Regions from separate parts of the Homo sapiens genome. Here region 2 is linked to region 1. Evidence: read pairs that join two places in POLR2A ChIA-PET (ENCODE). Cell type or tissue: PC-3. All regions are shown on one strand. Links, peaks and the distances in the headings refer to the core of each region. The heading gives the core; the rest is flanking DNA.

Region 1 (4,394 bases), core at 158-4,157:
AGCTAAAGCACCACACTGAGATAACTCTGTTGTCACAGGCTCAATAAACAAGTGAGAAATCAGCATTTCTTTTTTGCTAACAGTGCACATTTTCTCTCATAGAATGCTATAATACATGAAGTTATAAACAGCGAGTGAGATGTCTCCACAGGGTTATTTCTTGGCCCCATTTTAATAAATGATTTGGATCAAAGTTGCAAAAAATATTCTTACCAGCTATAGCTAACATGAAACTAGTGAGGCAATGTAAACTACAGTGGGCAAAACTGGTATTTTAAAGAATCCTAATAAGCTGGAGCAATGAGTTAAGTCTTAAAATTTGCAGATGAGACTTACCTTGGTTCTAAAAAAATCACTTGTTTGAGTGAAGAGTTATGGGAAAGGGGATTTTTTTTTTTTTTTTTTTTTTGAGATAGTCTTGCTCTGTCACCCAGGCTGGAGTGCAGTGGTGTGATCTCGGCTCATGGCAATCTCCGCCTCCTGGGTTCAAGCGATTCTCCTGCCTCAGCCTCCTGAGACGCTGGGACTACAGGCGCCCACCACCACGCCCAGCTAATTTTTTGTATTTTTAGTGGAGACGGGGTTTCACCATGTTAGCCACGATGGTCTCGATCTCCTGACCTTGCGATCAGCCTGCCTCAGCCTCCCAAAGTGCCAGGATTACAGGTGTGAGCCACTGCGCCTGGCCCGGGAAGGGGAATGTTTATTAGAGAAAGATCTTAAACTTAACAGTTGCCAAAGACCAATGACATCTTTGGATTAATGTGATAGTAGTATCTAGGTTGGGAGAGGAAATGTACTCCTTTTCCCTGCTCGAGATTCAGGAATAAAGGCACACTGAGCAGGGAAGACCTGAAGAATGCTGCAAGTAATGGGGATGGGGTCAGCAGGTCTACGGCCTGCTTCTGTATGGCCTTCAAAGACTAAAACATTTACTCCACGTTGGGCTCTTTACAGAAAAAGTTGGCCAACCTTGTCACTGTGGTTTTAATAAAAAGTTGCTCGGCTGGGTGTGGCAGTTCACGCCTGTAATCCTAGCACTTTGGGAAGCCAAGGCAGATGGATCGCTTGAGCCCAGAAATTTGGGACCAGCCTGGGAAACATGATGAAACCCCCTCTCTACAAAAAATTAGCCTGCTACAGGGTGGTGGCATGCCCCTGCAGTCCCAGTCTACTTAGGAGAATGAGGTGGGAGGATCATCTGAGCCTGGGGAGGTTGAAGCTGCAGCGAGCCGTGATTGCGCCACTGCACTCCAGCCTGGGTGACAGTGACACTCTTTCAAAAAAAAAAAAGTTGCTCAATGAGGGCTTAAGGGTCAATTGTGCATAGCAGCAATTAGTACAGCTCTTGTGTTTTAGGCTAAAACATTCTCCAAAAGAAATAAACGTTTTAGAGACAGGTCCAGCTTTTTGCTTCATATGCATCAAACTTGGATATCAAATAACAATCACTCTTCCCTTCTTTTTTGAAAGAAAAAGGTGAAAAAGAGGGGAGAGTCTACCAAGTGCTTCAGATATGAGAAAGGTGATCTGCTCTTGGTTCCAGTTCTAGAAATAAGGATGGAGGAGTAGGGGAAGTGTGCTTAGGAGTCCCCATATCTGGTCTCACTGTCAAAGCAAAAGTTCATCCTCAAGCTCTCCTCTGCCTCCACTAGAAGTAACTGATTCCCAGAGAGGGCACTGGTCATCCTTTCCGAAGGCACTTATGGAGCTGGCTATGGTTGGGAAGGGACCCCAGCCCTCTGTTGCACCCAACATCATCTCTCAGCAACCTCTCTGAGTTTGACTTTGGAGAAAAAGTTGAGAACCATTTTGTGACACTAGATAACCCAAAGGGAAGTACTTCCTTAGGGTGAAGGAAGTATGGCCACAGATTTGGCTACTTACTGAGACAGTGGAGCTAGGAGTGTTAGTTCCATATCCTGAAGAGGGCAAAGAGGCCAAAGACCAGCGCCGCCCATCAGTCCTGTATGCAAGAAAAAGTATTAGGCAGTTTCTGCAGGACTACACCCTGACCCACAACCTGCCTGTCTGTTCATCAGCATTTTGGGGGCAGTTGATTCACTGTAGGGCTCCTCCTTAAGACATTACTGCTCAGTCCAGTACATGCTTTTATATCTCTCCCCTACAGAGGGCTTATTGTTGTTTTCCCTGCAAAGACAGACATCTCTGACTATAAAATAGTCCATAACTTTGTATAACAGAAGAACATCTGTCATATAATACTGTGGTTTTGGAATATATATTTTCATACTCTCAACTTACTTTCATAGAAACAATGACAGAGGATTCCAGCTATAGGCAACATTACAAGATAGAACTGCCACTGAAATGCAGCTATTTCCATTTGTGAAGGCTCCGTGTTAAGGGCTCTTTGGTCTTCCCCAGGCCACTGGCTGACAACAGGAAGAAGTGGGCCACCATCTGGGTCTGAACTGAGCTAATCAATGGGAAACAGTTATAGGCTGCCTAGGAGCCGTTAGGACTCATAAAACCAATATTTGGGAATGTCTGTCGAAGAGTGACAGTAACTTTATGAAAGAGAAGGGAGGTGACATACCCTTAGCTGTATATGAGACTTTGGGGGAGGCTTCCTGCTGCTCTCAAAAGGATGCTCCCCACAGCTCTCATCAAAACAAACAAACAAAACATGCCCCCCCACCCCGCCACAGTTATTTGCTTTACTGTAGAGGGGAAAGATCAAGCAGGGATCTAGTTTGAAACTTTTATAATATGAACGTGTGATTCTTTGCCTGGACTGTGGGATGTGGTGTATTCTTTTTTGTAGAGCTTAAGGGTACAGCCTGCTCTGGTTGAAGTTAGATACAAAGTTTTTTTGCTGTTACTCACAGAACCTGAGACTATCAGCAATGGAGGATCTTTATAAGTTCATATTACAATTTACAGAGAAAACACTAAGATCCTGAGATTTGGGTGGTTTGTTCAAGGCTTCATGGTTATGGCAGGGACAGGGAGAAGAAGAAGCAAAAAGGAATAAATCTTGCTGGGGCTTCTCCCTTCGAAGCACTCCTCCCCACCCTCACCAATACCTAGCAGCTTTTCTACTCTGTTCTGTAAGGGGTGAGCCGCAGGTTCCATGCCACATGCACATGACTCAAACTTCATGCCACCCTGGCAGCAGCACATATAGGCTATAACTCTGCTGGAACCTAGTCTCTGAGGTTCAGACATGTCCAGGAAGGTGCTCAGACATGATGTTCTCTTTGACCTCTTTGCTGGGTCCTGGGAGCACCACACAATAAAACAAGTCGGTTCCAGGAAATAGCTCAGCAAAGATGAGACAAGTATAACTCAGGGATGGATTTCCCAAACCCTTGTCAAATACACTTTTGTACATGTGAGTTTTCCTCCCCTTAGATAGAAATGAAAACTAGCTGCATGGCAGCAATTTCTCTGTATAATGAACAGCAGGGGCCACCAGAGTCAGGAAGAAATGCCACCACATGATGCCTCTATTTCCTCTATCTGGTCACTGCAGTCATCTGACTGTGCAAAGCTGTGGGAATAAGGGTGACTTGTCCCTAAGCTCAGAAGTTTGGAACTATTCAGCAATTCCTGCCTCCAAGCATATGAGCTCTGAGCCTTGGTTCCAGCAGGTAGAGGGAGATCCCTTTGGGCCTCTTTGCAAGACATGAAAGGCCCAATGTTCATACCCACAGTCAGAGAAGAATCATCACAACCAGTTTTCACCAACCACAACATCACAAACCATATTGTCTGGCCATGCATAGCAGTTTCCCAGCCCCTCTCCCCATTATACCCGCTATTACCTGTCAGCTCTGTGGCTATGGCTGTAGTAAAAAAATACACATTATAGTGAGAACCAAAGGAACCAGAGAGAGTGATCTTTTTGAATCTTGGTATTTGGTCTAGCTTGGCACATTCCTTCTGTTTAGGAATGTGTGATAGTTTGAAGTGAAATTGTAGGACCAATGGGTCTATCCTTAGTGTTCAATTCAATCTGTCTTTTGTTTGACATTGCAAACCAATGTGATCCTCCAAAGCGCCAGCCAGTAACACAGAAACAAACGATTCCTGATACTCTGTTTGGCAGGGTTGAAACACTTCTCCCCATCCCACCAATAACCAGCAGCTTTTCTTACTATGTTGTATAAGAGGACAGCCCAGAGATCCATGTTCCATGCACATGACTCAAATGTCATGCCACTTAGCATAGACCTGTTTGGGTCTCAGTGGTAAAAAACCAGGCCCTGAAGCCTCCTAGTTGGTCCTACTCCTAAACCCAGGCAATGAAACAGACCCATGGTATCAATGGAACAGGCTGTTCCCTCTGCCTGGAATGGTCTACACACACCTGGGTCCTCGCACCTAACATGGCAGCTGCTTCTCATCCTTCAGAGAGGCTTTACATA
Region 2 (4,394 bases), core at 91-4,090, 130 kb after region 1:
GCCTATATGCACTACTCATTATTCACAATGACTAAAGCCATAAAATATTTCCAAAGAAAAGACAAAGGCCAAGTGTCCAAAGGCAGTAACCGCTACCCCCACAAGTAAATATGCAAGCCAGGAGTCACAAGGCTGGTCCTTGTCCTTTATGTCAACAGTCACCAGCGTGGAGATGACTATGGGTCAAAGCTGTCTATGCCTGAGGCAACTCCCTCCCTGGGACTCAGCCTGGCTCATTTGCTATTGAATTCTCACACTATACGTATATTGATCCCTACTGCAGTAGCAGCACTCTTTCCAGAGAAGGAAATTAACAGACTCTAAGAAACATAACCCAATAATCCACTCCATTGGAAGTGGATAGAGAATTGGGTTTTGGAGACAATAACTTTTCAACTAACATTTAAAATCAACGAGGCAAGGTGCTGTGGCTCACGCCTGTAATCCCAACACTTTGGGAGGCCACGGTGGGAGGATCACTTGAGCCCAGAGTTTGAGACCAGCCTAGGTAACATAGTGAGAACTCAAGAAAAACAAACAAATCAATGATGAAAAAAAGGTATTCTCTGCCACTAAAATATTATATGTCTCTTGATATAACTCATAATTAAACCCACATAATGTAACTAACATAAATAACACTGCTTGGGCTTAGGGTAGGAGTGGTGAACATTCTAGGGCCTACTCAGAATCCACTGCTGATGACAATACCATTGTCAAAGGACAAAATTACAACAGATTTAGTTTAAAGATCAAACTGACTTTCAGTTTAAAGATCAAACTGACTTTTGTTTGCAATTCTGTAACATCTCATTCTTAAAAATAGAATGCGTGTTCTGCTGAGCTAAGCAGAGGGGGCTGGCTTTCTAAGCAGAAAATGGGTTAAGAAAGCACAAACAGGGAACAAAAAGCAGATTATTCATTACAAAGTGACTCTCCTTATAGAGTTAAAACAGAACTTTCTTATCATGCTAGCTCAGGTAAACTGGGTCACCTCTGGTTACAGTGAATTTCATGGTTTTGTTGTTGTTTTTTAAACTGGCCTGTTTCAGTTCAGTTTGATTACATGGCCAAATAAGTTTGGGGGAGGTAATAAGAGACATGGAGTGCTTGTAGTGTTCAGGAGGGGGTTAAAGTTTGAATTTGTTCTAACACACCAGTAGAAATAGAAAAAGAAAATAAGAAAAAAAACTCTACCAATATTTTTAAAGGGTAAAAAAAAAAGGGGACAGTAAGGCATAGAGATGTAGGATATGGAATACAAAAAATAATATGGCACAAACAAGTCCAAATATATCATTAATCATAATAAATGTACACAGACAAACTTTTCATTACAAACAGGACTTTTTTTTTTTTTTTTTAAAGAAAACCTACTGTATGCCATTTGCAAGAGATATACCAAAAGCAAACTGATATGAAAAGGCTGAAATAAAGGGATAGTTGGTTTCTGGAAAAACTAACAACAACAAAAAAAATCTTCCATGAATTTTTGTTGTTGTTATTTTAATTTTTTTTGAGACACGGTCTTGCTGTCACCCAGGCTGGAGTACAGGGGCACAATCATGGCTCACGGCAGCATCGACCTCCTAGGCTCAAACGATCCTCCCACTTTAGCTTCCCAAATAGCTGGAACTACAGGTGTGCACCGCCACGCCTGGCTACTTAAATTTTTTTTTTTTTTAATTTGTACAGACATCTCACCATGTTGCCCAAGCTGGTCTCCAGCTCCTGGGCTCAAGTGATTCACCCACCTGGCACTCTCAAAGTGCTGGGATTATAGGCATGAGCCACTGTACTCGGCATTCCACTGATACTTGATAATGAAAAAAAAGAGTCTTAATACCCAATATTAGAAATACAAAGAGAAACAGAAGAACAAATCAGCAAAGGTTTAAAAGAACAAAAATTTTATATATATATATATATAAACAAATTGATCTCAATAAATAACAAAATAAACAAAATGGACAAACTCTTAAAAACATATACCTTACCAAAACTACCTCAAGATGAAAAGTAGGAAACTTACATTATATACATGAGCATTTTAAAAAACTGAATCATACATTATTCCTGAGTTGGGTTTACCAACAAAATGTGAATGTGGTTATACAATAAAAAATTCACAAATGTTATATACCTCAAATAAATTGAGAAAAAATAAAACAATATCAGATGATACAGAAAGGCATGTCAAACAGGTATACAAAGAATCAAAAGCTGGGCGCAGTAGCTCATGCCTGTAATCCCAGCACTTTGGGAGGCCAAGGTGGGCAGATCACCTCAGGTCAGGAATTCGAGACTAGCCTGGCCAACATGGCAAAAGCCTGTCTCTACTAAAACTACAAAAATTAGCCAGGCATGGTGGCAGGAACCTGTGATCCCAACTACTCAGGAGGCTGAGGCTGGAGAATCGCTTGAACCCAGGAGGCGGAGGTTGCAGTGAGCCAAGATTGCACCATTGCACTCCAGCCTGGGTGACAAGAGCAAAACTCTGTCTCAAAAACAAACAAACAAACAAACAAACAAAAGAATCACAGGAACAGAGATCTTCAAGACTTTAGAAAAAGGAAAGGGAGAGAGCTAAAAAAAGGTGGAGGTCTTTACATTGAGAAACAAATGGTGCAAACTCAAATGCTTTAATAAGCCAGTAAGGTAATATACTGTACTTTATCAAATCTGAAAAACTATCAATTGCAAAAGACACTGTTATTTTTTGTAACAGTAAGAAACATTTTTTAAAATGCAAAACAAAAATAAGCCTGGCCAATTAACGTATAACACACCATCAAGAGTAACACCGCTATTTCAAAGCTGTTATAAAGTAAAAAGATGTGAGCCTTAGAATAGATGAAATTCAGTAAATACATAAAGCAGCAGAGGATAAAACAAAAGGGGACTGATAGAGACTATGTTGGTTGATTTTTCTTTAAATCTCCAAAGGTGGCTAAATAAAATATATCTACAGGAAACAGTCACCAGACCACCAATTTGTGATCTAGATTTACACAGAGAACACCAGAATTTAATTCAGAGGTGATCAAGGGATGTAACTGTAAATCACTGTAAGATTTCTGAATCAAACAGTTCCCTCTACAGAATACATGGCATCTACAGGAATGTATTGTTAACACAGACTCCAGATAGCCAAGGAACTCTAAAGATCTGAGGCTGGACTGATTATCCTTGTCTACAAAGATACTGGAGTTACCCATAATGACTATAATATTTGAAAATTAGGTACTCAGGTTTTAACTGCATGGGGATTATCAGAAGGTTGATAGGTAGAAAAGGAGGATAAAACCACTCAGGAATGGGGGGAATGTCAGAAAAAAATGACTATGAAAAAAACAAACAAAGGTACAAGACTGGTGTAGCTGCAACATAGAATAGGAATACATGAGTCAGGGCAAAGAAGAGGGACAAGAGTGAGATAAATTCCTTAACCTTCAAAGCCATCTAATTTACTGACTTGATGAAAATATCTTAGTGGTACTAAAAACTGAAGAGTACAAACTGAAATGTTTCTTTTATCAAGCTTCCCACAGAAAAGAACAAGGAAATGTAGAACAACAGAAGCAAATAATTAGGTTACATTTTTATCCATGTCATCAGCCTTTTTAAAATGAAATTTCAAGAAGAAATTGAATGTTTGAAATCTACCTGGTTCTTGAAGATTTTGTTTTTAAAGACTAAAAATTAGCTGAATCACATTTTGTAAGATGACCATAATTTATGACAGTCATAATTTGCAAAATAAAAAAAGTCCCAAGGCTTTCTCAATAATAATGCTTCCCAGTATGCATTATGTTGTCATATATCCTCCAAAATAATTAAGTACCCGTAAACAATGACACTCTAAGTACTCTCGTTTTTGAACAGCAAAGGCAAAAAGCAAGCAGGGGGTTGGGGGGGGTGCATAAAAATACTATACAATTTAGTTTTTGCCTGAAGGCAATAATTTTATCAGCACAACAAATATTTTCAATTCAGAACCTGGGAAATTGCACTGTCTATACAATGAAGACAGATTACTATATGTGCCTTATGGGCAAATAATGTGGAAATTATGGCACTAAGAGAGTTGATAACAAAAATTTGCTTATGGTGGCTAGTCCCTGACCTTTCAAAGTTAAAATCATCCCCCATAAAGTTGATTGGGAAACAGGGCAAGTATAAAAGCACCTCCTTCAATTCACAAGGAACTTCAATCTCAAATGTCTCTCCATGTGTAGATGCTTCAAAAGTAGATGTAAGATGAAAGCCAATTTTTACCACAAAAAAGACCCAACTTGAACAGCTTTTCAAGCAAAACAGTGTCAATTCCTACACCGACAGAGGCTCCTCCAGTGTAAAGAAAAGATGCTCACACATAATCTCCCAGATGTCCT

Evidence for each region. ChIA-PET counts read pairs that join two places held together with the same protein. Peaks named below come from ENCODE experiments on the same cell type or tissue, not always from the same donor. Only the 100,000 strongest peaks of a DNase experiment are listed, where the experiment ranks them.
Region 2: POLR2A ChIA-PET joins it to region 1 with 5 read pairs; 3 of 35 experiments call an interaction of 5 or more read pairs at or near these places.

What each region holds. Positions count from the first base shown.
Region 1 is chr1:46,000,377-46,004,770 of GRCh38, reverse strand. MAST2 (microtubule associated serine/threonine kinase 2) reads right to left here. Exons shown (of 29, transcript NM_015112.3): 7 at 1,888-1,966. Among named protein-coding and RNA genes, the nearest start is that of PIK3R3, 130 kb to the left of the region's middle. In PC-3, for the core only: no CTCF peak of the experiment used is centred there; no DNase peak of the experiment used is centred there.
Region 2 is chr1:45,868,051-45,872,444 of GRCh38, reverse strand. The region is part of intron 3 of MAST2 (microtubule associated serine/threonine kinase 2); the gene reads right to left. The region is part of intron 4 of LOC105378694 (a long non-coding RNA gene); the gene reads left to right. Among named protein-coding and RNA genes, the nearest start is that of MAST2, 67 kb to the right of the region's middle. In PC-3, for the core only: no CTCF peak of the experiment used is centred there; DNase peaks (open chromatin) are centred at 124 and 1,754; H3K4me3 peaks cover 450 bases; H3K27ac peaks cover 3,638 bases.